2 separate regions of the Homo sapiens genome follow, and region 2 is linked to region 1. Evidence: read pairs that join two places in POLR2A ChIA-PET (ENCODE). Cell type or tissue: PC-9. All regions are shown on one strand. Each heading gives the region's core, and the rest is flanking DNA. Links, peaks and the distances in the headings are about the cores only.

Region 1 (16,706 bases), core at 3,822-11,821:
TGTTCTGTAGACAAGTGCAAGAGTCATACCCTTGAAACCACATGTAAAATGCAGACAGTATTCAGCTTTAGGAAAATAGTCCATAAATTTGATCAGCCTTTCAAAAGAATCTATGATTTCCAGGAAAGGACAGAACTACGGCAGTGGTCTGACCCTCAGCAGATTTAATCCTACTTTTGGAGAGTTAAGGAGACTGGCAGGCTTTTTCCTTACTTACTACTGCCATCAGTTTCAGGCAGGCCACCAACAATAAGTAAAAACACTGGCAACACCAAATCCTCTAACCTTCCCTTTTCTTGTAAAGATGAGATGAGATAAACCATCTCATCAGCGTTTTGATATTTCACTCAAAACATTATTGACACAAGGCAATAACCCAGTGAACATTCGTTAAATCAATTCCTAAAGCAATCCGCCCAGTGCCTGTAATAAACAGTTATAATTTTAAAACAGAACTCATCCTCTGGAAAGGAACGAGAGGGGAGACATCCTTGTGAGCCCCATCTATGCGGCTGTCCCGTTATTCCAGGAATGATGTTGGGATTCGAGTTAGTTTCTGAATGATGACTATCAGGTTAAAACTTTCTCAGTGTGACTGTGAACACATCTAGGCCATCAAAGATGCTGGGGAGGTTTTCTGTAAAGAAGTCCTCCTGTGGGTGTAAACATGGCCCACAACCTATCAATTCCTAGGAACCTCAAAGGGGTCACAGAATAGAGGGTGGTCTTACGGAGAATGTTTGTTTTGCAATAAGTAAGAGGTACAGGGGCCTTAGTGATCCTTTTAAATTTAAGTCAACAATCATTAAATCTGAGTCCCCCTATGCACTGAACATTTCTGCTTACTTAAATTGCAGTGCATAAATCGGCTATAAAAGGAGGGATTATATCAACTATAAAATTCAAAAGTCACAACCAGGGGAGTGGGAAAAGTGACTGTGATTTAAAGGTGTTTGGAGGGTAGGGGTGAGCTGGCTCAGTCCTTCTTTTATCCTGTGTCCTTTGAAGATGAAAACTAATCAGTTTTTTCCTGGCCTTTAAGCTATCAAGGTTTAAAAAAAAAAGAGTCTGAAAAAAATAAACAAATGGGACCCACAATCTACCTTCAAATGATTTGGGGGTGAAATACTCTACTTTAGGCCCTCAAATATTTCTTGATGATAAAAATGTATGTCAGCTACTTCAATTAGTAACTCCTGATCCACTACTAGGTTGGGGTGGGGAACTCCATAAGCTTACCACTTGGTAAGAGGTAAAAGAAAGCTTGGGAAGGTAAGAGAATTAAGTGCTGTCTATACAATTCTAATTTTAGGTCTAGAAAAAGCAGAGATTAGTGGACTGGGGTAGTGTAAGAGGAAGGGTATGGAGGTGGAGGCTGGAGGGAGCTGATACCCAGGAAGTACCACAAGAAGCCCAGGAGCCAGGTCCTGCTGAAGGGCAGGGGCCTCATTACAGAGGGTGTGTGTGGAGTGGGCAAATTACAGGAGGTGGGAGAGTTGGGGTTGGGTCTGGGGCAGTAGGGGGTGTAGGCTGAGAAAAGTGATGTAAGAGTTTTAAGAAAACCTGTTTGAACATGGTATGGGATTGCAGGGGAGGGAGACCTGCCTACAAACGGGAACAAAGGGAATAGGGAGGGAAAGTTAAACCTGAACAACTTTCAAAGGGGAGGCAGGTGGGGTAGACAATGGAAAGGGCAGAAAGGAAGAGAGTCGCTCTGGCCACAGGCAAGTGTCCTGGGGCACTAAATGGTGCTTGGGAAGAAGTTTTAGATTGTTAGGGGGGTTAGGCTACATTCTTTTGCAGAGATTCTTGAATGTGAAGAAATGGAAAGGGATCCAGAAGGTCTTGGTCCTGTGGGATTCATACCCTGAAGAATGCACGTGGGATGAATCCCTCCACAGAGAAGTCAGGCATGAGCCGGCTGATGATATTCAGGGCTAAGCAGGGTCACTGATGAGAACATGAAAACACCCCTGGTAGGGCACAGGCACAGCAACAGGGGCTGGCAAGGATGAGGTCCCCAGGAGGCAGGAATCCAGACAAATGTGAAGGCATTAGCAGCGAGTGGTAGAGCCCTCTTCTGGAGTCAGGAGGGATGAAAGAGCAAAGAGGAACAGTGGAGAGGGAGCACAAGAGAACTCGTAAGTTGGATTTTTTTTTTTTCCCAAAGAGACAGACAGAGTCTTGCTCTGTCACCCAGGTTGGAGTATGGCTCACTGCAGCCCTGACTTTCCAGGATCAAGCAACCCTCCGACCTCAGCTTCTCAAATGCTGGGACCACAGGTGCGCACCACCACACCATGCTAACTTTATTTTTTTTTTGGAGAGACGGAGTCTCACTATGTTGCCCAGGCTGGTCTCGAACTCCTGGGCTCGAGCAATCCACCTGCTTCAGCCTCTCAAAGTGCTGGGATTACAGGCATGAACCACTGTGCCTGGCCCATGGTCACACAGGGTACATGTGCACACAGTAGGCACTCAATTTTTTTTTTTTTTGAGATGGAGTCTTACTCTGTTGCCCAGGCTGGAGTGCAGCTGCACGATCTTGGCTCACTACAACCTCCACCTCCCGGGTTCAAGCAATTCTTGTGCCTCAGCCTCCTAAGTGGCTGGGACTACAGGCACGCCCCACCACACCTGGCTAAGTTTTTGTATTTTTGGTAGAGACAGGGTTTCACCATGTTGCCTAGGCTGGTCTCCAACTTCCTGAACTCAAGCCATCTGCCTGCCTCTGCATCCCAAAGTGCTGGGATTTCAGACGTGAGCCACCGCGCCCAGCCAAATATTTTACTAATTAATTAGTCATCTCCAAAAAATGGGCAGTCGGGTCTTATACTATGAGTAAGAAGAAGAGAAAAGAAGAGCTGATGGATTACGGAGCAAAGGACCCCAGGGAGCTGGGGCAAGGCAGCCCAGCGGCAGTCAGACAGACAAAGTCCTCCCCAACAGCCAGGGACGACGAAGCTGAACAGAGGGGCAGCTCTTGGTCAGCTTTGGCATTTAAGACCATGTGATCTCAAGGTGCTCTTGAACAAGAATGGGTACACAGGAGCAGCCAAGTGGCACTCTGGAACCCTCTCCTCCTACTCAGGGTACGTACACAGCATCCTGTTTCCTACGCTGGATGGCTGGCTAAGGAGAAGGAAGGAAAACTAAGATTGTCTTATTTCAAAGGGCTGCAACTATATTCCAGCTGTTACAGGCAAGCCTGTTATGTTTCTTCCAACGGATGCCCAATTCACACACATAGCTGCTCTCCTCAAGAATAAACAAGTGGATTCTATATACAAATACCAAGGGCACCAGGTCTCCAAAAGGAGAAAAAATTTGTTTTACAAATGTCCAACCCAAAATGGCTTTCACATTTTTTTCAGGGTGAATTTTGCAGCTCTAACCCAGATGTGGCTCAGTGCGGAAGGTGGCTGGGAGAGCCACAAGGGACTGGCTGGTGTTCCCTCTTAAGAGGCAAAAAGCACATCAAGGGCACAGTGTTCCCTGGCCTTCCTCACAGGTTAGATTGGTCTGAGCAAATCTGTGATTCAATTAGTGTGAGTTCAGTTGCTCTTTTTTAGGTCAGTTCTTTCTTTTGTTTAGATTTGACTCGAGATTTACCTCAATTATCTACACCTCTGCTGAAGTACCTAAGCAAATTAAACCATTTAAAGTGATGAAGGGAAAGGAAGTGGACGGAGCTTTAAAACAACTTATGCAAATAATTTCCTCCCTCTCCCACCTCTGTTCCCTTCAATTACTAAACTCCAAGACAAGCAACTGCTTCTCAAACGAAAAGTCTAGACTCTTAAGTGTGAATGAGAAAAAACCCCGTGGTTAAGCCCTGGCTTGCAGAAAACTAAAAATTTCAGCAAATCTGGAATGAAATGTTACTTTGTGAGTTATACAAAGCTTAGCAGCTGTTCCCAGCCAACATGAAACCCGAAAGGGGTGATGCTATCTTTATCTTCTACCTAGAGTTAAAGCCGGTACTGTCCAGGACAGAGCTGCCAAGGAGCTGTCTCAGTTCTAGTCTGCTGAACACAAAAGACAAAGAAGCCAAGGGAATACATGGGCCAGCAAAGGACACCTAAACAACAACAAATAATAGACCCACCTGGAAGAAAGAAAATGCAGTTAATAATTAAAAAATTTAAAAGGATGCAAGTTCTTAATGTCACTTGGAAAATCCTTTTCAATCAGTTCAAAATTCAAAAGATTAAATCACATCTAACTCTATCTGGATTTCCCAAGTGCAAGGGGAGGAAACTATTTTATCAGGTTTCTTGGAAGGGAAAACACATTTTCTCTATTAAAACTTAAGTCCTGGCCGGATGCTGTGGCTCACGCCTGTAATCCCAGCACCTTGGGAGGCTGAGGCAGGCCAATCACCTGAGGTCAGGAGTTCGAGACTAGCCAGGCCAACAGGGTGAAACCCTGTCTCTACCAAAAATATGAAAATTAGCTGGGTGTGGTGGCACAGGCCTATAATCCCAGCCACTCGGGAGGCTGAGTGAGGCAGGAGAATCGCTTAAACCCGGGAGACGGAAGTTGCAGTGAGCCAAGATCGTGCCACTGCACTCCAGCCTGGGCAACAGAGCAAAGCTCTGTCTCAGACAAACAAACAAACAAAACAAAACTGAAGTCCAGCTCATAAAGACTTCATAGAAACCTTCTTCAGACCACCTGATGGAATCAGGCCTCAGATGAGCATCTCAGGGCAGGCAGATGGATGATGGAAAAAGACCAAAGAAGAATCAAAAGGGAGGGTGATGAGAACAGGGCCTTTCTTCTCATAAGCCTGAAAATTACACATAGGTTAACTGAAGAAAATATTCTTCTAGTGCGACTGAACTATCTCCCTCTGAGAAACCACTTCCCACTAGGCCCCTTCGTTCCGCCCCTAACAACCCCGTTCTATTTATTGTTCAGTTTTAAATGACTGGGCAGCTGCTGCCTAGCCATGCCCCTCTAGTATTGACCAACACTGTCACCAGCACCCCCCACACGTAAACCACCAACGAATGAAGCTCGTGGTAAGGGGGCTTAACTTGGAATGTGAACTGTCACCAGCACACCACACTTCCTGCGAACTCTGACAGACTGTCTCCATTCAAGAAAAAATGAAAAGACTACCTTAAGGCCCGGTGGGTAACCACCCAAAGATGAACAAGCGGAATTGCATGGTAGTTAAGGAGTAGGCTCTGGAACCACATCGCAAATCCTGCCTCTACCACTTGCCAGCAGTGGTAAGTGGCCTGACCCTTAGACAGTTAGGGAACCTCTCAGTTCTGCAATTTCCTCATCTGTGAGATGGAGACAATAATAATACTGAAATCATATGACTGTTCTGAGAAATAGATTAGTCAAATCTATAAAGTGCTAAAACCTGTCTGGCACACATGATACCATCCCTCAGTGCTTTTTATTATCATATACATGCTCACACCTGAGCACACATACTGTACGTTCACATTAGCAAGTGTCTATTAGTCCTTCACGTCCCCAGTGATGAGTTCAACAGGTGCTACAAACATTGTACTCCCACTGGGCAGTCATTTTCAAACTTTAGTATGCACCTGGAGAGCTTATGATAACAGATTTCTGGGCCCCACCTCCACATTTCTGATTCAGCAGGGCTGGAGTGGGGCCTAGGAATCTGTGTTTCTAACAAGTTCCCAGGTGATGCTAATGCTGCTTGTCTGGGGACCACACTTTGAGAACCAAAGTGTCATTATGTTCTAGGCTTCAGGCCTAAGCTTCATCTAGTTTATGTGCATAGAGAACCTTATGGAGATGAAATGGAAAAGGAGAATAAAGCAAAGATGCTCACTGCTCAAAGAATATCCACATATTCTTCCATATTTCCTGGCAACCGTATACCTTTGTGGTCAGGCAGGTCACATGACTAGTCCTGGCCAATGAGCTGTGAGCACAAGTACCAGCCATCACTTCCAGACTGCAGCCTTTCAAAGTCAGTATGTAACCCACTAGCTCTTTCCTTGTGGTGGCAACCTGGAAGCATGTGTAATGACAGAGTAGCTATAAGACAAGAGCAGCCTGGATCCCTGGGTTACCACTTGTAAGGGAGCTATACTAGAGAGCTGCCAGACCTGCAGAGGATTCTACACCAACAAGCAACGGCACTTTATGGGTTGAGCCACTGGGATTTCAGGCTTTGTTTGATACTTCAACATAGCTTCGCTTAGCCTGACTTCATTATAAAGAGGATGCCCACATCATCAGTCTTAAGCCCAACCTATCAAACAGATCTGAGATATTTTATAAAATCAGCCAGAATTTCTACCCTACTCTCATTCACTTCTATTCACCAAAACAGATGAACTGTTTTTAACCTCCTATTTTCGGTCTGTTTCTCACTAACTAAAAAAATTATTTACTGCAACATGATTATGTACTAGTTGCTAATAATTTAGAAAGCTCAGTCCGCTAAAATGTATTAAAAATGTGAAAAGTAAATACATTGGAGGATTTGTGTGTGTGTGTGTGTGTGTGTGTGTGTGTATACCACTACTGGAATCCCTTGACTTTAATTGAGTAGGGAGGAGCAAGAGTAAAGGGTTTCAATTTTATTTATGTAATCACGTGTGGACTGATAACTTGTTTTGCCAAAACAGGAGAAAGTGATCTCTTTAAGGGCATCAGAATTTAACCACAAAGCTACTTTTTTTAAAAAAAAATAATAGTTCTACTAATCTAGGAACATTTTGCAGTTTAACATGTAGGTAATGAGCTGTCAACAGTATACAACTTACCAGACTGTGGAATGAAACATTAAAAATATTTTCCTCAAAAAAAAAAAAAAAAAAAAACCCTCTCACAAAGATTAATACCTCCTTCACTGTCACACACACACACCAAAACACATTACAATCCAGAACACCTCAATTAACAACTTAAGACTACAAAATTCATGAAATACACAAAATTAAAAGAATTGGGGAGAGGGAACTAAGAAGTATGTAAGAGAATCGCATAGGACCTTTCAGGTCTGCAGAGCAAAGCAGCACTTCTTTGGAGGGCTATCTTTTAGTGGGATTGACAACTAATCTCAAAGGTGGTGGAATTTCCTGCTAGAATTCTCTCTAGCACTTTCTACAGAGAGCACTGGAACAACTCCTTTGTGTACACACACACATTTTAAAAACTCACTTGCTAAGGAGCTCAGTGACTTCTGCTTCCCACTTAGCACTGGCAAAGCTAAGCACTGAGATGAAGGGACCCTGCTGCTCCTGGCCTTCTCAAGTTCATAGGCCCCTCCAGTGCCTCATTCTCTGGGTGTGTCACATTCCATCTCTTTAGGTACTTCCATGTGGCCAAAAAGGAAAGGAAAAAAAAGGTAAACACTCATGTGATGCATTTGGTCACATTTATAGCTCAGCTGTAAAATCAAACTTGAGAATAATAAAAAGGCCCCAATGCTAAAGGCTGAATTTCTTTCATATGTTTCATAGCTATTCAGCAACTGTTGGGTTTTTTGGTGAGTGGATTATTTTCTTCATTTCTGTCTTTCAGGAGACATAAAAAAAGTCAATTAACAATAATGAAAACCTAAAGATCTAACATTAGTGAAGGTCTATTTTTAAAATCATGTAATACACCACTTATAAGAAATTAGAGAGACCAAGAAAGTCATCATGTACACCCTAAAACAGGATTATTTCTGTACTTTTCATAAGGAGCTAACACTGAGAGAGGTTCCCTTAGGATACTGGAAACAACAGGAATAATGTGCAATTAGATACCAAGTGGACTTATACACACAGCTAAAAAACTCAGCATCACATCTTACTATCACTCTCCCATAAAGCCCCAGAACTCCCTATTATTTAGCAAGGTGATTTTCTAAAACTCATAATGCATCCTCAAATCAATGTCCTTGTGTATGTACCTACAAGGGAAATATAGTGAGAATATCCAACGTTTTGAAAACGAAAGCCATCTAAAAGTGATTTCACATAGTTTCTGTGATTTCACTTGCTTGGTTTATTTCTCCCCCATAGTCCTGTTCATCACAAGAGACACTCAAACTATAAGTAAATTCCTGGGAGCTTATAAATGATATGCTTTATACAGCCAAAATGTCCAAAAAGATTTGTGGTTTCAGACTTTTACACACTGTTCCCGTGTCAGTAATTGATTTGTGAGAACTTAACAAGATGATCTCTGCTCCTAGCCTCAACCTGGCAAGGCCACCTTCTCCCTGACCCTGCAGGGAACTGCAGTGTGTGCTCAGCAGTGGGGCTGCTGCCCATTGGCCTCACTAATGTTACCTCCCCTTTAAGCTCTACCAACTTGCACCTAAATCTCAGCCCATTCAAGTGTCATGTGCCTGCAATGTGCAACATCTATGCAGATGTTAAGGCCATGACCAAAACCAGTTCTCAGCGAAATGACTCCCAAGCCAGCACACCCCAAGCACTTTGAAGTCCCTGTTCTGCGTGGACTCCATAGCACAGAGGTTGCCAGGGCCTGCTGCTCCTGGGGGCTGGTTTGTAGATCATATGACTGCTGAAATCCCTTAGATAAAAGCAGGCATTGTCCACTTTTCCTTGAAATCTTGAAATCCTGGATAAGACCAGCAATCAAGTAACATTTCAATCCTCCAACAACCTTAAATCAATTGATCAAATTCTTCTCTTTGGGCCTCAGCTCCCCCCTTATACATAATACAATATCTAGTAAAAGCAATTTTAGTCAGTGTTTAAAGCAGACTGATTGCATTTATATTAAATAAAAGATAGGATTACGTGAAGGGGGCAAAGCTTTTAAAACAAACAATGAACCACCCAACAAATTTCCGCAGTATCTTTAAACTGCTCTGGAAGCATCAAGAGTATTAACTGAAAAAGCAGCTCCCTTCCCTCCTTCTCCATGTTCAGCCTCCAGCCGCACGGATGAGTTCTCTGTGCCTATGACTGATGCATGGAGGCTGATCTCCGGGCGGCCAGCAGCTGTTCAAATCCACGCCTGGATGCTTCGCTCACTGCACCTCCTGGCTCCACCACCCCAACCTCTCAACATGTGTCCTTGAGGCTCCGCCTACCCGGCGGATGTTACAAGCACACCATCTCAAATGCAGTCGCCATTGCAACAGGCTGCAGGTCGCTTATCACAAGGCACCGAAGACAAGCTCTTCCACCCTCGGCCACATCTCTCCTGCAAGCCCCCTCTGTGCCATCCCCACCCTGAAACAGTCAGCACACAGATCTGCCACTTGCTTCCTGGGAAGTCCTGGTTTTTCTTACTTTTCCATCTGCCCTGAGCATCTAACAGTCAGACAACGAATTCCTATTTCTGGTATGCAATTCAAGAAACAGAAATTAGTGGCATTTCCCTTGCCTGACAGTATGACCAATGTCTATACAACAAGAGAATACTTTCTACCTTCAGCATAGCAATCAGGAGGTATAGCTGCCATGCATATGCACAACTATAGTTTAATTTCAAAACTAATTAAAATTTCAAAGGGAACAATTTCTCTTATGGAGAAAAAACCCAAAACACACAAAAACCCTATCTGAATCAGGAACAGAAAAATTTATACCAACCTATATATGTTAACCATGCGTTACAGCAAACCTAAGTGCACAGAAGACTTAAATTCAGTAGTATTAAAAGCTAATATGACAATGTTTCAAATGTATCTATTAATCTGATTATTAAAACCTGGGTCCAGCAATGCTCCACACTTATGTATATAATATCAAACCACTTGAGAACCAGTAGCAGGTATTAGCAACTCTGGGGAGTTTTCAACCCTGGGATTTCCATGAAAATGTCCATTAATATATAACAAGGCCAAGAAAGAGTCTGGTATAGCACCATGGAGTGCTGAAGTGTTCTCTACCTATAAAATGGAACTACTGAGAAGAATAAAATTAGCAAATAACCTTGAAAAAAGAATAAAAAAAAAAAAAAACCAACCAGGCCAGGCGCAGTGGCCCACGCCTATAATCCCAGCACTTTGGGAGGCCGAGGTGTGTGGATCACCTGAGGTCAGGAGTTTGAGACCAGCCTGGCCAACATGGTGAAACCCCGTCTCTACTAAAAATACAAAAATTAGCCAGGCGTGGTGGTGCACACCTGTAATCCCAGCTACTCAGGAGGCTGAGGCAGGAGAATCGCTTGAACCTGGGAGGCGCCAGGTTGCAGTGAGCCGAGATTGCGCCACTGGACTCCAGCCTAGGCGACCAGAGCGAAACTCTGTCTCAACAAAAAACAAACAAAACCCAAAACCTAATAATTTCTGCTGAGTAAATACCTATTATTTTCCAAGTTAGGATTATTCCTCATGGCCAAAAAGCCATGTGGACACTATTCCAGGTGAGTTGTTCAATTCTGGGCACAGACATGAATTGTGGAAGAACACTGGGTAAAATGAAGACAAACTCATAAAAACAGAACAAGTCACCTCTCAAGTCCATTCCAGCTCTAAAATTCTATGGTTTTTTACAGTAAGTCTTAGTTGAGGGCACTCCTTCCTTCCAATTCACCATTTGATGGTTTAAATTTAACTTGAGACTTCCTTTAAGTTCAGTATTCCTTTTCTACAGAGACTATGTTTTCCAGGATGTCTATGACTTCTCTGGTACCTAGGGATCTTTGGTATCATTTGCTTTTAAAAATCCATGACATTTTATATATTCTTTTGGTGATAAATATGCACAATTCACATTAGGAATACAGACAAATGGCCAGGCGTGGTGGCTCACAACTGTAATTCCAGCACTTTGGGAGGCCAAGGCGGGCAGATCACCTGAGGTCAGGAGTTTGAGACCAGCCTGACCAATATGGTGAAACCCCGACTCTACTAAAAATACAAAAATTAGCTGGGTGTGGTAGCACGCGCCTCTAGTCCCAGCTACTCGGGAGGCTGAGACAGGAGAATTGCTTGAACCTGGGAGGCAGAGGTTGCAGTGAGCCGAAATCATGCCATTGCACTCCATTCTGGGCAACAGAGCAAGACTCTGTCTCAAAAAATAAAGGGAATACAGACAACCTGGTATGGTATTTGGACATCATCTGAATCTGTTAATGAATAACTTTTTTTCTACAAATCTGGGCAAAATATATAATATTTTAGTATATGTCTGACTATACTGAAAGGTTTATTCTAACACGTCATGTTAACTCATGAAGCAGCTGCACATCACTGAGGGGGAAGGAAAGTATTCAGAAATTAATTTTCCATATAAAACTCCTGGGTGTCAATCATTCTAAAGTATCTTTCAAACTTCCCTGTTTCCTTAAGCATAGCATGGTGAATCAATGTATGATTAATTCAGCCTTTTGTGGGGGTGACTCAGGATCATCACGATGAACAACTTACACTAGGCTGCCTCTGGAAACTAGTGACATACCCACCCCCCCCCACTTTACTTTTGCCACTGTACCACATGGCTCTGTTGGCCATGCTTGTTTTTCTCAATTGAAAATTTTCCTGAGATAATTGTGGATACACAGGCAGTTTTAAGAAATAACACAGAGGGCTCCTCTGTCCAGTCTGTGAAATTCCCCCAATGGGAATCCGCCATGCCGTTTGAATTCTTGTCTCATCCCCTAACATCTTTTCTGCTTGTTGTCAATGTGTCTCCTTCTGATGGCTTTTTTCCATCCCCAACATTGGCCTCAGAAATGTAGACTGGAAAATGTGAGACAAGGTGGCCAGGGCTGTATCTACAGTAAGAATAAATAGTGCTGAAGTGCAGGCCTAAAGGATCAATGGGAATCAAGGTAGGAGTGTTAGTACCAGGACTTCCTAACACCTTTGTGGCTTTGAAAACTTTATTTTACATACCTCTCCCCCCACGTATACCCTGCTGGCTCTCACTCACTCGCAAGCACATCGGCTGAATATTCTGGACCGAAGAATGCCAAATAAGCGACCTCTACATAAGCAATATACTACTTTTGAGTCAGCTAGCTAATCAACTGCTATATCCACAATGGTAATTGGCAATCCAGCAGTGTCCAGTGTCTTACTGTGAATACTGTCTACCAAGCCAATAATAGTTTGGAATGAATACACGCAGCTTAAAACACAAACTTTTTTTTTTTTTTCCTGAACTCACTGATGTTTCTGAGGAAGTTTTAACTTATCAATCACTGGTACTATGGAACAATTTAATTACCTAAGTTGAAGGAATGAAGTTATAAGAAAGATACAATGAAGAGCATTATGAATGTGCTTTAGAGACTTCAGTAAATAAGAAAACTGTCACTTTGTTCTCCTACTGCATTAGGAACTTCTCAAACAAAGAAGCTTGATGGAGGCAGACAGAGAGGGGCTTATCAGCTTAGGACACGGGATGGATGGTACAATTAACTGTCACACAGTCAGATATAATTCACTCTGATGAGGCCAGAGAAAGAAAACAAGGCAAAGAAAGGGCTCATCTTGTCCCTTTAGGTAATATCCAAATATCCCAGCACGGAAACCATCTTTTCCTCAAAGGTTATCTACACACGTGGCCTGAGAAGAAAGGCAGTAAGCCTTTGGGGAGTTGGGGAGAAGGAAGGAAAAGAAAACAGGAGGAGGAAAAAGGAAGACCTCTTTTCTGAACCACAAATGCCTCATGCTGCGCACTCCAAGCTGAAATGCAGTATGGTAGGTATTCTAAGGGGGAAAAAAACAACTACATTTCTTTCCTATTACTGATTCCTCTCTGCTTCACAGACCCAGCTCGGCCAAGTGGAAAACGGCTGCCATGAGTTCTGCAGAAGCTGCATGTCTTGCCCTGGCAGTCTGAAGGTGAAGCAGGCTTCAGAGGTGGACAGCTCAGGGAGAATCCAGAGAGGACACAGAAAAGCACACCAGGGCACCTTCTCCACGAGCCACCCACAGTCCATTTTACAGGCTAGAGCTCACCCTCTCAAAGTTAGAAGGTGCTCCAAAAACAGCTGGAGACTGGAGACCATAAACTACAAAATGCATGTGATGTTAAGATACTAAGAAAAGTACGGTTTCATTCTAAAACAGATGCACACAGAGAATTGTTTCTTCTGCCATGACAATACAGTTCCTTAGCTTTCAGAGTGCCAGACAAACTAGAATCAGAAACATCTTCCAACCAGTGTGAAGATGGAAGGAAAAAGAGCTCCTTTTCCTCTCCCTCCCCCACCACCTCCTCCCCACCAAAAAAAAAAAAAGAAAGAAGAAAGCCACGACACACCAGAAATAGCCTATGTGAGTCTGCTTCTAACAGCCAAAGGATGTGTGCACTATGAGCGGCTCCCTTGCAATGTGTGTTATAGTGAGCTCAAACATGACTATATATGGTATGTTTACGGAGTGAATGGACACAAACACGAAGCAGAACTTATATCAGACCCAAACTGGCTTTTAAAGAGCTCGGTTCCTCCACATTTATGGCCACAAGACGTCCCCTAAGTCAGAGCTAACTGTGGATACTTCCAGCAGTAATGTCTCCTGACTTGCTGGCACCGAGTTGCAGTGACTCCACCTCACTGCCCTCCCAGGCTGTCTGCGTGTGCACACACTTCCTTCTCCGTCCCCACCTCGCCTCCTCCCCTCCCATCTCCTGCTTTCCCCCTCTCAGGCCATCTACCCCCGGTCCCACAGAGACATAAATGCACATTCAAGAATGCTGCTGCTGAATGGGGCCTATGTTACATGACAGAGGGCATGGTAAGCGGGCCACAGACTGCTCTAGAAACAGATGGCAAGGCTGAGGCCCACAGCCGCTGCCTGCTTCTCACACAACAGGCTCCACAAAGTGTTTTATTCACATCCATGTTCTGCCTAGAAGGAAAGCCAGATACTGAAGTGTGTGTGTGTATCTGTGTGTGTGTGTTGGTGGGGGGAGTATAGTCTGAAGATGTATTAAAGTCCTGGGGGGCGGTGGGGAGACGGTGCGCAGAGCAGGAAGGAGAGGGATACGGAGAGGTGGCGTAGGGGGTAGGGAAAGAGAGAGAGAGAAAGAGAGAGGAAGGCACTGGCTTTAACAGTCTTGCCCAACCTGTTCTGCGGTATGTTCTGTTAACTCCTTTCTGGCAAATAGATGCAAACAGCAACCCCTTTCTTCCCTCTTCTTCTCCCCACAGGCATAGGGGCAGCTACAGGCAGAGAAAAGTCCCAAAGAAAAAGACGGGGCCCATTACTGGCTGAAATAAACCCATAATTTTGGTCATCTAGTATAAGACTTCCACTATCAGCTACTGGGGCTGACATTTCACTGGAAACTACCAACCTCACAGGCCCTCTCCATCTCCCAATTCTCCTCCTGACCCTGCAAAATAGGTTAATCGAGGTTAGGTCCTCTAAAATAGATACATGGAAATTAGGCTGAGCTAGGTCCAGTTTTCACGCACTTGAACAAAGCACTAAGGTGAGAAGGAAGCATCAAGTTCTTTTCTTCTTCTTCTTCGGTTGACATTAGGCATTTACAGGGTTAATAAGGGCAGCCTGAAGACCAGAAATTTACCTGCTTAGCAACAGAAGCATCAGCTAAGCTGTACTGGTTGTTTTGATACAGGAAAAGCAGTTTCTACCTGGTGAAAATTCCTGGTGATGTTTCAGTTGCCATTTTAAGCAACACACATACTAATCACAGGTAGAAGCCAGCAAGAAACTATGGGAAAAGGAGAAAAGTCCAAGGAGACTTTGCTCAGTTGAAAGGTCCAGGTCAAAACCAACCACCAAAACATGCGACCACACATGTAAACCTGCTCTGAAAATTACAACAGATCAGAGCTGAGAAAACTGCTCTTGGAAGCACTAACACACAAGCTCGTTTTCCCTCTAACTTGTTGTTTATGGCTGCTTTGTCTTCACATGGACCTTCAAGATTCTTCAGGTAGTGGAAAGAATGGGTGTCTTTTTTAATCATAAAAAGACAGATCTTCCCCTCTACACGGTGAGACGAAGAAGAAAGCATGACTCTCACAAAAGATTACACTTTCCCCCCTTAACTATGTTTGTATGTCGCAATTTTATAAAAAATGCAGATGTAACCCAGGGCCTTCATAACCTCGCTGAAGGACAACAAATAAATATATCTACTTCAAAATTCAACTACAGAAAGCTTCTTCATTTTCAACAAGTGACTGTTTCATTTTTGGAAGCTCCAGGATACCAAGGCACATAGAGTTGGTTGCTGTAAGATGTTTACTGCTGCCTTAACAGAAATGTATCTCCTTGGGAGAAGCAAGGCCTAAAAGCAGTTAGAACTGACAATTTGAACCAGTTGTTGAATATGTAAAGCACAGTAGAAAAAGATTAAAATATACTTCATTAACTAAAATACAAAGAAATAGAAATAATTTGTGAAAAAAAAAAAAGGAATAATGTCAATGTATACAACCAGAGAACACAGCACCTATATAATTACACAGGGCCAAAGAATGTCTATGTGAGAAAAACAAAACAGAAGTGAAAATCCTAACATTAATGCTATCACCTTTGGATAAGACCATGTTTCAAGAGCAGAAGAATGAGAAATTAAACAGTTACTTATAAATACTCTTCAATACCACATTGTAAAGTTTGGTTTTGACAGTTTCCCTTAAATTCAGTTTTAAAAATTAAGTTTCACATTATAATATAGTTGACAAATTAAAATTGTATATGTACAGTGTACAGGTGAGGTTTTGATACATGTATACATTGTGAAATGGTTAAATCAAGCTAACATATCTATAACCTCATATATTTATTTTTTGTTATGAGAACATTTAAGATCTTAAGTTCTAAACTGAAAACATTATTTGTGCATAAAGCTCAAAAAGAAAAAATATAATGACTTAGGAAATAATAAAACTTTCTAACTTCAACCCAATTTAAAGGAAAATTTGGAAGTCACATGTTTGAGAATATAAAAAAAAAAGTGTGCAAAACCAAGCCACAAAAACAATTCCCCCTTTAATAAAGTAAAATACTTGCACTTATTCAGGATCCCTAGACCAACAGTTTGAGCAAATTAAAACCTTATTTCTGAAACTTACATTTGAAAAAATGTAAGTTGGGTCAAAGAAATTCTAGTGTGGACAAAATGGTGGTATTTAAAGCAAAAATTTGGCCTATGCAAAAAAAAAAAAAAAAAAAGAAAGAAAAAAAGGCTGCAGTGATGCACACTGGTCGCCGGCAGAGTGGGCTGCAGAGGCCAGTTGTATCTAACAGTTGTGCTCAAAACAACAAATGGTGCATTCATAAACTGCAAAAGCAGAGGCTGTTCAGAGGCTGTAAAGTCTGCACCCGAATGATGAGCAGCCGACTTTGCTGTTGTTCCACAGAAAGGGAGTGAAAAAAAAGGACTGAATTCAGTTAGAAGCACAGGCTGTCACTTCAGCGGTGGCAAAACGGTCTAGATAAAGAGGCCCCAAGCACCATTTACTCTCTTCCAACAGGAGCTGGGTCTAATGATAATTGAGTCAACACCTCTACCTAAGATAATACTGCAAGAGCCAGTGTCGGGGGAAAGCCCAACTAGAAACCAGAACATGCACCTCCCCACACCCTTCTTGGTTTAAGAAAACATTCAGCACCACAAAACGCATAGTCTCAGACCAAGGGAGTGAACGACCATAGCCTGATTACCTGTGACACTGCCTCTCCATGCCCTTAACAAAAGAAACATCTGGTACCAGCTACTCAGCATCCCTGAAAACTGTCAGAGTTCCAACTTCTTAAAAAATTAATGAGCCGCATTTACACCTGCCAGTGCTGAAGGCCC
Region 2 (16,706 bases), core at 4,850-12,849, 160 kb after region 1:
TCATTTCAGTGATTCCCCATCAGATTTTTTACACCCCTTTGGCAGCTATTCTGCTGCTTCAGAGTCTTCTTGTAATGCATTTCCTACGTAATGAAAGAGGTGTCACTGGGTGTCACAACCACGAAAAGAGTGAATAGAAAAGAAGGAGTTTGGGAAACTTCAGTGTGAATGATGACCATTGCCCCTTGTTTTTGTGCCCCCCAACTTCCTACCTGGAAGTCCTAATCTCCAGTACCTCAGAAGGTGACCTTGGAAATAGGGTCACTGCAGGCGTAATTAGTTTAAATGAGGTCACACTAGAGTAGAGTAAGTGCCTAATGGGATATGACTGGTGTCCTTATAAAAGGGAAATTTGGACACAGAACACACACAGGGAGAATGCCATGTGAAGATGAAGGCAAAGGCCAAGCGCAGTGGCTCACGCCTGTGATCCCAACACTCTGGGAGGCTGAGGTGTAGGAAGATCTTGAGCACAGGAGTTGGAGTCCGGCCTGGGCACCATGGCAAAACCCTGTCTCTACCAAAAAAAAAGAAAAAAAATCAGCTGGGCATAGTGACATGCACTTGTAGTCCCAGCCACTTGGGAGGCTGAGGTGGAAGGATGGCTTGAGCCTGCGAGGTCAAGGCTTCATTGAGCTATGATAGCATCACTGCACACCAGCCTGGGAGACAGAGTTGAGACCCTGTCTCAAAAAAAAAAAAAAAAAAAAAAAATAGGCTGGGCGTGGTGGCTCATACCTGTAATCCCAGCACTTTGGGAGGCTGAGATGGGAGGATTGCCTGAGCCCAGGAGTTCAAGACCAGCCTGGGCAACATGGTGAGACCCCGTCTCTAAAAATAAAAATAATAAAAATAAAAATAAATAAAATAAAAAGATAAACACAGAGATTGAGAGGATGCTTCCACAAGTCATAGGACACCAAAGATTGCTGGCAAACCACCAGAAGCTGAGAAAAAGTGATGGAACAGGTTCTCCCCCACAGCCTTTGAAAAGAAGTGTTGAATTCAATAAGCAGGAGGCTGTTGGCCTGAGGCTGTCTCTAAGAGTTCCCACACAACAAGCCACAACCTAACTTAATAGTACATTTTTGTAACAAATAGGTTTCAGCCAATCAGCAGCAGCCAACAAATCACACCATGCATTCTCCCTGTGTGTGTTCTGTGTCCAAATTTCCCTTATTATAAGGACACCAGTAATATCCCATAAGGCAAATGCCTAGTTATAGCCAATCAGGTGATTTGTCTACTTTGCCTCCCCATCTTTGGCCTATAAAAGCTCTCTGTTCACAAGGCTAGGTGGGGTTCTCTGAACCTCTTCTTTTTCAGATGGCTGCCCTATTCATGAATCATTCTTTGGTCATGTAAACTCTGCTAAATTTAATGTGTCTGAAGTTTTCCTTTTAGTAGAAGCAACTCTGCTAACACCTTTATTTTGGACTTACAGTCTCTAGAACTTTGAGTTGATAAACTTCTGTTAAGCCCCCCAGTCTATGAATTTGTAATGCAGTCTGACATTTGCAATGCACTAGCAAAGTAATGCACTCTTCTCATTCCATGCTCTTCTCCGAGAGCACTTCAGTGGTTGCCCATGGTATTGCTTTCTTCAGCTATTCTCTCACCCAAATGTTTAACACCTTTCTAAAATATTTCTTTTTAGTACTGGTAACAGGCAAAAGACGTTAAGGAAAAAATAAATACTCCATTTAATTTTAAGACTTAAAATTAAGTTTAGTTTTAGTTTACTTTCTTTTTTTTGACACTGAAAATGCAAATACTCTTTCTGAAACAATGTATTTGACAAATTTTCTCAGCGATTTTATTGGTGTCCTGCTGTCGAGGAGAATAACCTAGGGTCATTTATTCCTCAGTCCAGTCCCAGAGTTTCTATGGCCTGGGAAATTTGTGTCAAACTCTGCCTATAACAGAGACTGTGCTCCTTTCCCTCCCTCCCTCCCTCCCTCCCTTCCTCCCTTCCTCCTTCCCTCCCTTCCTTTTTTCACAGAGTTTCTCTCTTGTTGCCCAGGCTGGAGTGCAATGGCACAATCTCAGCTCACCCCAACCTCCACCTCCTGGGTTCAAGTGATTCTCCTGCCTCAGTCTCCCAAATAGCTGGGATTACAGGCATGTGCCACCACGCCCACCTAATTTTTGTATTTTTAGTAGAGATGGGGTTTCTCCATGTTGGTCAGGCTGGTCTCAAACTCCCGACCTCAGGTGATCTGCCCGCCTCGGCCTCCCAAAGTGTTGGGATTACAAGCGTGAGCCACCGCGCCTGGCCAGAATGTGCTCTTTTCCTTCAGCCTAAGTATTCCGCACATTTGGGAGCCCTGTCCAAAGGGCTGCCACGGCACCACGGTGGCTGCTTCTGTGGAGCAGCTGCTGAGGCATCCTACTTCTCCTTTGGGTCTTTTGAGGTCCACCCTTTGTTTGTGTCTTTGGTCAGTGCTGACCATGCAGAAGCCACGTCAGAGAGAGCCTGGCTACCCCGAGGGGTGGTGCTGGCTTGTGACCACCACACTCTTAAGGGTTATCCTCAGCTTTCTAGGACCTGAAGCATAATGTTGTCCACTCACCCAGAACTCTTCCAGCTGCGCAGCTTTTGCTAACAAAACTTTTCAGGGAAGGATCATCAGCCTGCATGTCAAGAGCTGCGTATCTTCCCAGGGACTGGGGAACCCATGTTCCCAGCACCAGTGCTGCTTAGTGAGGGGGGAGTCAGAATAGAGGGAGCTGAACCCCAGGACCACAGCTGCCCCTCGAAACCATGAAGTCCTCAGGAGGCTTGCTGAATTGAAGCTGCCATACCCCATGCAGACGGCCTCCATCTGTTGCCAAAGCTCTTTCAGACAGGTTCAAATACAGTTAATTCAGCTACACCTTTCCCTAGATTAACTGTAGAGTTAACTATATGAAATTGCCATATTTGTGGGTCAAAAACAGTCCAATATTACAACTTCATGTAGTTCCACCTAGTAGTTTTCTTTTAAAACTTTCTTTTTTTTATTTTTTTTTGAGATGGGTTATACTCTGTCACCCAGGCTAGGATGCCATGGCGAGATCAGGGCTCAATGTAGCCTCGACCTCCTAGGCTTAAGTGATCCTTCCACCTGAGCCTCACAAGGTGCTGGGATTACAAGCATGAGCCACTATGCTCAGCCGCTTTTAAAATTTTCTTTTTCTTTTTTTTTGAAACAGAGTCTCACTCTGTTGCCCAGGCTGGAGTGCAGTGGCACGATCTTGGCTCACTGCAACCTCTGTGTCCCAGGTTCAAGTGATTCTCATGTATCAGGCTCCCTAGCAGCTGGGATTACAGGCACACACCACCATGCCTGGCTAATTTCTGTATTTTTAGTAGACATGGGGTTTTGCCGTGTTGGCCAGGCTGATCTCGATCTCCTGACATCAACTGATCTGCCCACCTCAGCCTCCCAAAGTGCTGGGATTACACGCGTGAGCCACCATGCTCGGCTCTTTTTCAATTTTCAATTTTCAATTTTAAACTTCTAAAAAGCAAAAGGTTGCAAAAACAGTGTTAAGAGGTCCCATGCACTCATCACTCAGCTTCTGCAATGGTGACATCTTATGTAGTATTATATGCTGATCAAAACCAGGAAATTGGTATTGGCATCATACAGCTAATTAGTTTACAGATCTTGCAATGAACTGGTTTACAGGCTTTGCTTAGATTTTTACCAGCCTAATGGCTTTTGGGGGCTACCTCCTAGTGACTTCCACACTGACACTAAACAATCTTTTACAGTCTATTTATTTTACAGATAACAGATCACTTATTTTGTTTTTAAGTTTTTGCAAATATTATGTTCTCAAGATAAAAATTCAAATGATATAATTTTGTATAAAATAGAACACGAGAGCTTCCCTCCTCTCTTTTCTCTCTCTCTGTAGAAGTAGCTACCATTGGAAAGCTGATGTAAATCTATCTTTGCTTTTTCCTATGGATACACACACACAAATACATATGCAATTTCTTTTACAAAAACAATCATATTTTATAAACGTTCTCTTAATATGTTATGAACAAATTAATTGCAATAGTACCACGATTTTTGTTTATTACCATTTTCTTTTATTTGTTTCACTGAGTGAAAGATCAAGTTCTGAGAGTGATTTACTCTGCCCTGGCAAGTGAGTCTTGAGTGCTCTCCTTTAATCCGGCCTCCACGCTGCAGATGACAGTGTCTTCCTGGCAGGATATTCTGTCTCTTTGTCATTTCAGATTCCCAAATTGATTGCATCATTCTCCACCAGAGCCCGAATTTCTGCTATGACCTCTGCAGCTTCTGGGCTGCTCTGCTCCACTCCACTCACTCACTCTCTCCATCGCGGTCAGCCAGGTTTGCTGACCCATCTATGAGCTTCTTTGAAACTCAGCACATTTATGATTTAGGATTTCTCATCTGTCAGACCTGCATCTCTCCCAAGATTGTTTAACTTGGGACACGGTTATTAAATCTCTGTGGACTTCTGTTTTCTCATCCGTAAAAGGATCACCTACAGGGCTACAGGCTCTAGAGCAGGGGGAGGCACAGTTTTTCTGTAAAGGTCCAGGGAAGCAGGCCAGGTGCAGTGGCTCACACCTGTAATCCCAGTACTTTAGGAGGCCGAGGCAAGAGGATCACTTGAGACCAGGGGTTTGGGGCCAGCCTGGGTAATATAGTGAGATCCCATTTCTACTTAAAGAAAAAAAATTAAAAGGTCCAGGGAAGCAAACACTTTAGACTTTGCCAGCCATATGGTTTTTGTTGCAGCCAATCAGCTCTGTCATCGTGGTGCAAGAGTAGCCACACACGATAGGTAAATAAATAGACAGGGCCGCATTCCAACAAAACTTTACATGTGGACACTGAAATCTGAATTTCATATTGTTTTAACGCACCACAAATTCTTCTTCTTTTTCTCAACTGTTTAAAAATGTAAAGAATGTTTTTGACTCACAGGTGGTACAAAAACAAAGGTGGTGGGCAGGACTTAGCCCATGGGCTGTAATTTGCCAACCCCCTGGTCTAGGAGGAAGCACCTAGGCTTTGGGGTCAGATAAACTAGGATTTCAGTAGCTTTTGTTATCTATCTTTTGTCACCTGCTAACTGTGTGACCTTGAGCAGGTTATATAAGCCTCTTAAACTTCAGATCTGGAAGGGTTGCTATAAGCATTAGAGATAACCTATGTAAAGTCTGTGACACGCAGAGGGCACTCAGTAAGTGCGAGTTCCTTTTCCACGTGCTTGAGGATATTTCCAAGACTAGAATTCAGTAACCCAGAGCACAAAGTCCATTTCCATTGTAAAGCGTTTTGGGGTGAAGATGACTGAGAGGTGTGTTACACTGGTTTAAACATACTCTGCAGATTCTTTGGCTTAATTGCAAGTGTACACATGTGTGCATAGAGATTTTATGTTTACGCACAGATCCCATGCCCCTCCATGGCGACAGGGAGCAAGTGACCTCTCACAAGGGGTCCTGAATTTTAGATTGTACAGGAGATGCCTCCAATTTAGTAATTTCTTACTCTTTTATAACTTTATAGCAATTTGTGGCATGCTTCTTAAATCAAGAAGTTTCAACAAAATAAAAAAAATCAATATGCATTATATATTCTATAAAAGAGACACTTCAGTAACTCAAAAAGTCTATGTTCTTCAAGTGCCCCGCCACAAAGGGTTATAGCCCTTGGATGAAGCATCTTTCTAGTCCTCTTCTGAACTTACCCACTTTCCTGTTCAGACAGGCCCCATGCTGGGACATTTCAACCCACTGTAGAATTTAAAGTGACTTACATGTTGTCGTAGTCCATTTTGTGCGGCTATAACAGAATGCCTGAGACTCAGTAATTTATAAAGAAGAGACATTTATTTCTCAGTTCTGGAGGCTGGGAAGTCCAAGATCAAGGCTCCAGCATCTGGCAAGGGCTGCTCTCTGCTGCCAAGATGGCACTTGCTGTGTCCTCTGGAGGAGAGGGACCTGTGTCCTCACATAGCAGAAGAGCAGGAAGGAATGAACCCACTACTGAAAGCCCATTTTGAAAGGGAACTAATTCATTCATGAGGGCAGAGCCCTTGTGACCTGAAGATCTCTTCAGAGGCTCCACCTCCCAACACTGCTGCATTGGGGATTAAGTTTCCCACGTATGAATTTTGGGAAACACATTCATAACATAGCACATATATTATTTCATTCGACACCTAGAACTGGTTTTATTAGTATCTTTTTGTGTGATGGAACAGGCTCAGAGAGGTTAAAATGATTACCAACAGCACACAGCTGTAGGAGGAACTAGAATGCAGACCCTGGATTCCTGGTCTAGTCCTCTGGCCAATGTGTGGCCTTCTTCCAACACCACTTCTAAATATTATATTTGGTCCATTTCACCTCTTTATTATCTAGTTTTTGAAGATATGGTCTGTATCTTTTTTGTATTACATGAGAGATTCTAGACAGTTTTACCTAATGCAGTTTTCAACAAATACAGACACTCCTCTACTTACGATGAGGTTATGTCTGGATAAGCTCATCCTAAGTTGAAAATATTGTACCTTTTGTTTTGTTGTTTTCTGAGACAGGGTCTGGCTCTGTTGCCCAGGCTGGAGTGCAGTGGCATGATCTTGGCTCACTGCAGCCTCCACCTCCCAGGCTCAAGTGATACTCCCACCTCAGCCTCCTGAATAGCTGGCACTATAGGCATGCACCACCATACCTGGCTAAGTTTTATCTTTTTTTGTAGAGACAGGGTTTCACTATGTTGTCCAAACTGGTCTTAAACTCCTAAGCTCAAGTGACCTGCCTCAGCCTCCCGAAGTGCTGGGGTTACAGGCGTGAGCCAGTGTGGCCGGCGAAAATATTGAACCTTTGACTTATGGTATTTTCAATTTAGGATGGGGATATCAGACATATCCCCATATGCTGAGATGTGTAGAGAATACCTACTGCTTTTGCACCATTGTAAAGGAAAAAAAATCGTAAGTGGAACTGTTGCAAGTCAGGAACTGGCTGTAGTCATTTCTTCATTCACATATTCAGCAGCTGTGCTCAAGTCATTGCCCTTCAGTTAGTCATTTGTAAGCATTTGCTGGGTGCTTCTGTGAGCTCAGGGAAGAGATCACAAATGCTGTGGAGGATATGCAGGAGGTTTTCCAATGTAGCTGGTTTTCCAACATGAGGCAAGAGCCTCAGCCTTAGACAGACTCAGGCCCAGGTCTCAAAGCTGGTTAAACTCAGGTCTAAAGTTCCTTAATCTCTACAGGTCTTGTTTCCTCACCTGTAAAGTGGAGAAATGAATATCTACTTCATAATAATGTTGTAAGAACACAAGTGCTTGGTTTACAAACAGTGCTGATGAAATAGTAGCTATTATCAATCATAAGCAATGAATACCGTATTAGGCAGGATAGAGTAGGTTGCACGGGGTTCCCCAGCTCAGTGTCTTACCACGTTATCCCTCATATATTGATGCCCTACGACCATTGTGGATGCGCTGAGGCTCCGCTCCAAGTCATCTTCCCTTGGGACTCATGCTGACTGAAAGGTTGTATCTGGAACACCAGAGAGAAGCTGAGGACAGAGAGAGCTTGGCAGAGCCCACACCGGCTGTTAGAGCCCAGGGTGACCTGCGTTACTTCTCCTCACCTTTCGTGGGCCAAAGCAAGTCACATGGCCAAGCCTGACAGGACTGGGAAGAGAAAATAGAATTCTCTCCTGGCAGAGGCAGTGAATATTTTGGAACACTGTTACAGTTTACCACAATATAATATATGCAAAATAACCTGTAGAGACTACCAGAAAGTGTGGTACAGAAGAGACATGCAAATATGGAATCAACAGTAACACTGAGTGGGCTTTTAGACTTAATTGCTTCCAGAACAAACAATTCTTTTTTTTTAATTAAACATTTTTTTTTGACTGGGCATGGTGGCTCATGCCTATAATCCCAGCACTTTGGGAGGCCGAGGGGGAGGATCCCTTGAGTCCAGGAGTTCAAGACCAGCATGGGCAAGATGGCGAGATCCCATCTCTATTTTTTTCTAATTAAATAATAATAATAATAATAATAAATAAATTCATTTTTTTGAGACAGAGTCTTGCCCTATCACCCAGGTGGGAGTGCAGTGGTTTGATCATAGGTCACTGCAGCCTCTAACTCCTGAGTTCAAGTGATCCTTCCACCTCAGGCTCCCAGGTAGCTGGGACTGCAGGCATGAAGCACCGTGCCCAGCTAAGTTTTTAACTTTTTTTCTAGAGATGGGGTCTCACTATGTTGCCCAAGCTTGTCTTGAACTCCTGGCCTCAAGCAATACCCCCACCTTGGCCTCCCAAAGTGTTGGGATTACAGGCGTTAGCCACCATGCCCAGCTGAGAACAAATGATTCTTTAAGAATTTTCTGAGAAAGGCTTGTCATGCTCACTCTCTTGTCAGGCTTATATAAAATCAAAGATTACTGTACATGCACTCCAACAGTTGTGAAATACAGAGTTCCAGGACAGCCAAGCTTCTGTTTATCTTCCTCAAGGCTTTCTGAGGCAATCATCAATCAAGTTAAATAACTTCTTGTCATTCAACCTAGGTTTTTAAAATGCATTTGGAGAAATCAATAGCATTTTGGAGACTCATTAATTTGAATGTGAGGGCACACACACACACACACACACACACAGACACACACACACAGTTGTCAATCTTTTGGATCCTGTATCAGTCAGGTCTTTTAGTTACAAACAACAGAATCCATGCTAGGAAAAAAAAAAATCTAGTAATAGCAACTAAGTAGCTCAGAAAATTTCCAGGAGAGCTTTGTTCTTAAAAACAATAGCTGAACTACATTGATCACATTGCCAGATTGTTCCAGTAGAATACTGACTGCTGCCAACACTGGGTGTGAGGCATTGCTGTGAGAACCTCTGCCAAGTTACCCTTGAAAGGTAGACATCTCCCTTCCTTGTGCTCTGCCACCTTGCCAGAATGGATCCTGGGTGACTTCCTCTGTTTTTGAAAAAACATCTCTTTTATTATTTTTTTTATTATTTTTTTTGAGATTGACTCTCGCTCTGTCGCCCGAGCTGGAGTGCCTTGGCACAATCTCGCCTCACTGCAACCTCCGCCTCCCGGGTTCAAGTGATTCTCCTATCTCGCCCTCCTGAGTAGCTGGGACTACAGGTGTGTGCCACCACACCCGGCTGATTTTTTTTAATTTTTAGTAGAGACGGGGTTTTACCGTGTTAGCCAGGATGGTCTCAATCTCCTGACCTTGTGATCTGCCCGCCTCGGCCTCCCAAAGTGCTGGGATTACAGGCGTGAGCCACTGCGCCCGGCTCTTTTATTTTTAAAAATAATCTTCTCCAGGTCAAAATCACATGCATTCACCACCTTAACCAAGTGATCAAATTTAGCATCTCCAAAATGAGAAAATTTGATATAGCATGTGTCATAATGTGATCCATTATGACATACGCAGCATCACCTGTGACATTCTTTTATCAGAAGGCACTAATATCTGGTGGACTTTATTTTTTTGATGATAGCAGCTATGGATAATCATTGCCTAGACCCATTAATTCCTTGGAAGTTACAAAATGGTGATATTGTAATTGTGCCATTTCTTTTAAAACAAAACCTTTTTATTTTATTTTATTTTATTTTTTTTAGAGACAGGGTCTTGCTGTCACCCATGCTAGAGCACAGTGGTGCAATCATAGCTTACTGTAGCCTCAATATTTTGGGCTCAAGAGATCTTTCCACCTCAGCCTTCTGAGTAGCTGAAACTACAGGTGAGTGCCACCATGCCTGGCTAATTAAAATTTTTTTTTTAGTAGAGATGAGGTCTTGCTATGTGGCTCAGGTTGGTCTCAAACTCCTGAGCTCAAGCAATCCTTCTGCCTCAGCCTTCCAAAGTGCTGAGATTACAGGCATGAGCCACTGTGCCCAGCCTATTTAAATTTTTTTTTTTTTGGAAATTGGAATAGTTTAATAAGGACACTCTTCCCCTTAGCTATTTTTAATTACAGGTTGGTCAGGCTATAATAGAAAGGCAAGATAAATGTTTGGTTCTTTCCCTTTATTAGTTCTTAAATTCATGAAAATTGGTTCTCTAGCACCCTATCATCCTTTAAAGGTGGCCAATTCATTTTTTTAAAAAAGAAAATCAATATGACTTCATGCATTAAAACATATTTGAGCTTCAGTCAATTGTAGTTCTTTTTTCTTTCTTTCTTTCCTTTTTTTTTTTTTTTTTTCTTTTTTTGAGACAAGAGTCTTGCTCTGTCACCCAGGCTGGAGTATAGTGGCATGATCTCGGCTCACTACAACTTCCTCCTCCTAGGTTCAAGTGATTCTCCTGCCTCGGCCTCCCAAGTAGCTGGGATTACAGGCAAGCACCACCATGCCCGGCTACTTTTCTTATATTTTTAGTAGAGACAGCGTTTTGCCATGTTGGCCAGGCTGGTCTCGAACTCCTGACCTCAAGTGATCCACCTGCCTTCGCCTCCCAAAGTGCTGGAATTACAGGTGTGAGCCACCGTGCCCAGCCCCAGTTGTAGTTCATTTTTGAGGCTCAAATTGTTCTATCTTTTTCTAGTGGAAACCACTTTAATTTGGTTCTTGAGTTCTTTTGACATGACTTTTGTGGTCTTTATTTTTTGTTTGTTTGTTTTTTGAGATGGAGTCTCACTCTGTTGCCAGGCTGGAGTAAAGTGGCGCGATTTTGGCTCACTGCAACCTCTGCCTCTGGGTTCAAGTGATCCTCTTGCCTCAGCCTCCCAAGTAGCTGGGACTACAGGCCCGTGCCACCACGCCCAGCTAATTTTTTGTATTTTTAGTAGAGATGGGGTTTCACCATCTCAGCCAGGATGGTCTTGATCTCTTGACCTCATGGTCTGCTTGCCTCAGCTTCCCAAAGTGCTGGGATTACACGCGTGAGCCACCGTGCTTGGCCTGTGGTCTTTATTTTTAAGAATTATTTTTATTTAAAAAATATTTTTTAGAGACAGGGTCTTGCTCTGTCCCCAGGTTGGAGTGCAGTGGCATGGTCAGAGCTTACTGCATCCTTGACCTCCTGATCTCAAGGGATCTTCCCACCTCAGCCTCCCAAGTAGCTGGGACTACAGGCGTGTGTCACCATGCCCAGCTAATTTTTTTGTTTGTTTTGAGACAGGGTCTCACTCTGTCGCCCTGGCTGGAGTACAGTGGTGCGATCTCTGCTCACTGCAACCTCTGCCTCCCAGGTTCAAGCAATTCTCATGCCTCAGCCTCTCCAGTAGCTGGGACTACATGAGCACACCACCATTTCCAGCTAATTTTTGCATTTTTTAGCAGAGATGGAGTTTCAGCTTGTTGACCAGGTTGGTCTCGAACTCCTGACCTCAGGTGATCTGCCCACCTAATTTTTAATTTTTTTGTAGAGATGGTGTCTTACCATGTTGCTCAAGCTGATGTTGAACTCCTGGGCTGAAGCAATCCTCTTGCCTGGGCCTCCCACACTGCTGGGATTACAGGCATTAGCCACTGCACCCAGCTCTTGGTGGTCTTTAATGGTTTCCTCACTATCTGGTATGACAAGAAGTTTCAGGCTGATGGATCTGTATATGTGTATACGTACATGTGTATATGTGTGCATATATACACAATTATATCTATTTTAAGGTAAAAGATTAAACAACACATGCATTTATACTGGTATTTCCAATTCAGATCTAGATTAGGTGTTTAACTTTTGCCTTTTCTGTGTTAAATCTATGCATCTTTTCTTTTGTACTGAAAATCTTGGTCCTCAAAAATACATGGGGGCTGGGGGCAGTGGATCACCGCTGTAACCTCAGCACTTTGGGAGGCCAAGGAAGGCAGATCACTGAATGAGGTCAGGCATTTGAGACCAGCCTGGTAAAAATGGTGAAACCCTGTCTCTACCAAAGATATAAAAATTAGCTGGGCATGGTGCATGCTTGTATCCCAGCTACTTGGGAGGCTGAGGCAGGAGGATTGCTTGAACCCACAAGGCAGAGGTTGCAGTAAGCCAAGACTGAGCCACTGCACTCCAGCCTGGGTGACAGAGCAAGACTTTGTCTCAAAAAAAAAAAATTATATATATACAGGAGATTATATAATTAGAACATCCTATAGTTAATTACTCATTTACTTTATCTTGTAGTGAGCACACAATAGTCTCAGACTACCAATATGAATGCTACCACCATGAGTAGAATTACTGTGAGCAGTTAAATATTATTTCTTCACGTGGTCTCCCTATTTTCCCCATAGTCATACTACATCAATTTTGCCTGAGCATGTAGTCACTGCATGCTGTACTCTGTCCCCTTTATTTATTTATTTATTTATTTATTTATTTATTTATTTATTTATTTTATTTTTTGAGACGGAGTCTCACTTTGTCACCCAGGCAGGAGTGTAGTGGTGTGATCTTGGCTCACTGCAGCCTCCACCTCCTGGGTTCAAGCGATTCTCCTGCTTCAGCTTCCCAAGTAACTGGGACTACAGGCGTGTGCCACCACACCTGGCTAATTTTTGTATTTTTAGTAGAGACGGGGTTTCTCCACGTTGGTTAGGCTGGTCTCGAACTCCCAACCTCAGGTGATCTGCCCACCTCGGCCTCCCAAAGTGCTGGGATTACAGGCGTGAGCCACCACGCCTGGCCTCATATCCTATTTATTTTTCTTTATCTTTGACTTTGTGTGTGTGTGTGTGTTTGTGTGAGATAGGGCTTGCTCTGTCACCCAGGCTGGAGTGCAGTGGCATGAACACGTCTCATTGCAGCCAACCTCCTGGGCTCAAGTGATCCTCCTGCCCTAGCCTCCTCATGCAGTTGGGACCACAGGCACATGCTACCATGTCTGGCTAATTTTTAAATTATTTTGTAGAGATGGGGTTTCCCCATGTTGCCCAGGCTGGTCTCAAACCCCTGGACTGCAGTGATCCTCTCATTTTGGTCTCCCCAAATGCTGGGATTACAGGCATGAGCCACTGCACTCAGCCTTATTTTGATTTTTAAAATGTCTTTTTATTTCCTATTTCCTTTAAGGCATTATTGACTGTATTTATTCATTCTAGTTTTTCTTCATTTTTGAAATGATGTTATCTTTGATATACAATTAACTTACCGAGTTGTATCACCTCATTTCTAAGTTTTTCCTAGTTTTAATTTATGTTGTTCTTTTATGTCTTATAGCCTTTAAAAATGTATTTCAGTTTTTTTTTTCAACTAGAAAGTGATATTTTTGATATTTTCTTTGGGCATGTCTTTTAGTAGATTTTCATTATCTATATAGATGTTTTTCAGCTTCTTATTCTTTTTTTTCTTATAATAACTTCGGATGGGATTTGATCTTTTTTTTCTGCTTACTTTTAAAATTAAGGCTAGGTTCGGTGGCTCACGCCTGTAATCCCAGCATTTTGGGAGGCCAGGAGTTCGAGGCCAGACTGGCCAACATGGTGAAACCCAACTCTACTAAAAATACAAATATTAGCCGGGTGAGGTGGCGGGCACCTGTAATCCCAGCTACTCGGGAGGCTGAGGCAGGAGAATCGCTTGAACCTGGGAGGTGGAGGTTGCAGTGAGCTGAGATTGTGCCACTGCACTCCAGCCTGGGCAACAGAGTGGGACTCTGTCTCAAAGAAAAAAAAAAAAGAAAATAAATAAATAAATAAATAAAATTAAGTCTCTTGACCTTTTAGAAGGAGGCATGGTTAAGAGTACTCTTTCTAATTTTATCTCCTGCCGAGCATGGTGGCAGGCACCTGTAATCCCAGGTACTCTGGAGGCTAAGGTGGAAGGATTAAGGCCCAGGAGTTCAAGACCAGCCTGGGCAATGCAGTGAGACTCTGCCTCAATTAAAAAAAACAAATTAGACTGGGAGCAGTGGCTCATGCCTGCAATCCCAGCACTCTGGGAGGCCGATATGAGAGGATCTCTTGAGCCCAGGAGTCTGAGGTTGCAATGAGCTATAATTGTACCACTTCACTCTAGCCTGGGTGACACAGTGAGACCCAGTCTCTAGAGAAAAAAAATTAATTAAAAGAAATTTTATCTTTGGCTCTTTTCTTTTTTTTTTTTTTTTCCTGAGGAGTCTCGCTTTGTTGCCCAGGCTGGAGTACAGTGGCACGATCTCGGCTCACTTCAACCTCACCTCCGGGTTCAGGCAATTCTCCTGCCTCAGCCTCCCGAGTAGCTGAGATTACAGGCATCCACCACTGCGCCCGACTAATTTTTGTATTTTTAGTAGAGACAGTGTTTTGCCGTGTTGGCCAGGCTGGTTTTGAACTCCCAACCTTGTGATCTGCCCTCCTTGGCCTCCCAAAGTGCTGGGATTACAGGCATGGGCCACCGCGCCCGGCCTTTCGGCTATTTTCATGCAGCAATTAAAAATATGTTAGTTTCGTTTCTCAAGATTTCCTGACTCTCTTCTTTCTCACTTTTAACTGGACTCTTTCCTCTGTCCCTGCCTACCTTTTTAAAAAAAATTCCACTCCCAGAAGTGTCTCAGTGGGGGGGTTCTGTTCTGAAAGGGAGCCTGACTTGCTGGTTTCTAGAATTCACAGGAGCTGGATTTCTGCAGACCCATTGATCCTTACTGAAAGCCTCTTATACTCACCTACTCGGCGAAAGCCCTTCCAGTTCAGCTGCTGTTCGCAGATGGCCTCACTGAGCTCTCTGTTAAATACCATGGCTACTTTCAGGTTCTCCAATTTTCAGACCCACTGGAACACCCTTTTGTGTTGCTCTGCTTCCTCCCACAGAGACGATGCAGCTTATGTGACTACTGGTGCTGTATCCTCATGAGCTTGTATTTTGGGGTCTGTGGGGAAAATGTTGTGACCTAATTTTGTTGTAATTGTCCATGGTAACTTGGTTTTGCTTTCTAGTTGCTTTATCTGTTTCGTTTGTTTGTGGGAATTCAGAGAGATTAACAAACTGTGCCCCTGCCTCCATCGTCTCCACATTTCTCTCTCTATATTATTCCTGTTTGGAACTTTTTGTAACACAACTGGAAAAATAAGGCATGCAGGTGTATCTGATTGGTTGAGGTTAAAACGCATGTTTTTGCCGTAGTTGCAGAGGAAGGAGGCTGGCTTCCACCTTGGGAAAGTGGGGCTCATAGATTTGGAAGTGCCCTAACGTGGAAGGATATTGAAAATGCAAGGCATATATCCACTATGGATCTATCTGCCCAGGCTTGGTTTTTGCACACATAAGCCAGGTTGATGCCTTTGCAGTGTCATTTGAAGGGCCTCAAAGTTTCCAACTGCCTAAAATATTTGTCCTAATAACTTCCCAGAGATGAGAGACAATAGAGTGACTCCTAGGATAAAGATATTGTCTATTAAAGATTCCACATTTCATTTTATTAATGAAATTATGATATTTAGGAGGTTAGGTTGGTTTATCTCATCAGAGGACTGGGAAACCAGTTAAATGTTCATCTCATAAACTGGCCTTTGTGACAACTGGTTTTTGGATTGACTTGAGCCTCATAAATTAGCTATGTGTATACACAGAACTTTTGACTCTAGAGATTAACAGAAGCACCTTGAGTTGACTCTTGCACCGTACACATCTTGAATATTTCTATGGACTGAGGACAAACCAGGCTGCCTCTCTTAGGACCCTGCATATTGTAGTTCTGGTCATCTTCCTTGCTTGTGCTAGTACTGCAGTTCAATTGATTTTGACCCTTCCTTGGCGTATCCCAACATGTTTAGCTTCCCCACTGGCCTGCCACAGGAGTCCTAACATGCTTTGGATAAACTCTTACAGCTTATCAATCAAGACTTTTAGGAAAATACATTTAAGATCTGTATTTATCTGCCAGTTAACTAAAGCACACAAGGTTTCTTCAATCCTTTCATCACAATGGCCTAAGTTGCACAGGGATTCAATAAGCATCCTAGGGATGAAATCAACAAGTTTTCGATGTACAACATCTATCTAATCCCTTTCAGTAAATGGACCACTCATTTCTGCACCAGCCAAGGTTTCCTGGTAGAACATGTTATTTATAGCACCACATACATGTGCCTCCCAGTACCATGTGGGCAATGCAACATGATGAAAGCAAGTTCATTCCTGGGGGAGAGAGGCTTCCTTTAACATTGCCTTGTTTCCTGTTTTGCTGCTATATTTACAAAAAGTGTCCAAAGCATGTCATTTTATGAGTGCCTAGTCTGAAAATGTTTTTCACCAAGACAAGCCAGGATTACCACTGACTGTCTTCTAAGGAGCTGTTGCTTCCCTGCAGTGGAGATCACTATTGCTTCTGAGAGCAGATGGAGCTGAGCAGTGGATGCAAAATCCTACCAGCTATTGAGCTCCTACTATATGAGTCAGGTTCATTGTATACACATGCTTATCATTTAATTCTCCCTAGAACATCACGAAACAAGTACTGTTAGCTTCACTTTACAGGGGAGCACTTTAAAGCCTGGAGAAATGAAACTGTCTGAGCTCACAAACCTGGCAAGTGACAGAAGCGAAATTCAAATCCAGCTCTGCCTGATTCCTAAGTCCAGGCTCTAAATGGCTACATGACCCTGGGCCTCAGAGCTGAAAGGCAGGGCCAGCTTCATGGGCAATGCCCTGGTTCCTGCACTTAGAACATCTCGGTGTTTGGTTTAAGGCTGTACTATCACAGTCTTGAAATTCTTTTTCGTTGTTGTTGAGACGGGGTTTCATCATGTTGCCCAGGCTGG

Evidence for each region. Peaks named below come from ENCODE experiments on the same cell type or tissue, not always from the same donor. Only the 100,000 strongest peaks of a DNase experiment are listed, where the experiment ranks them.
Region 2: POLR2A ChIA-PET joins it to region 1 with 12 read pairs; 2 of 35 experiments call an interaction of 5 or more read pairs at or near these places.

What each region holds. Positions count from the first base shown.
Region 1 is chr6:7,143,224-7,159,929 of GRCh38, reverse strand. All of the region lies in intron 1 of RREB1 (ras responsive element binding protein 1), which reads right to left. Among named protein-coding and RNA genes, the nearest start is that of RREB1, 44 kb to the right of the region's middle. RefSeq lists enhancers at 2,817-3,483, 13,333-13,482, 13,741-14,411 and a silencer at 8,968-9,133. In PC-9, for the core only: no CTCF peak of the experiment used is centred there; a DNase peak (open chromatin) is centred at 11,299; H3K27ac peaks cover 1,061 bases.
Region 2 is chr6:6,985,892-7,002,597 of GRCh38, reverse strand. It overlaps LOC105374904 (a long non-coding RNA gene), which reads right to left and starts at 8,502. Exons shown (of 3, transcript XR_926432.1): 1 at 8,458-8,502; 2 at 7,445-7,548; 3 at 6,773-7,274. RefSeq lists an enhancer at 928-1,222. In PC-9, for the core only: no CTCF peak of the experiment used is centred there; DNase peaks (open chromatin) are centred at 4,897 and 8,517.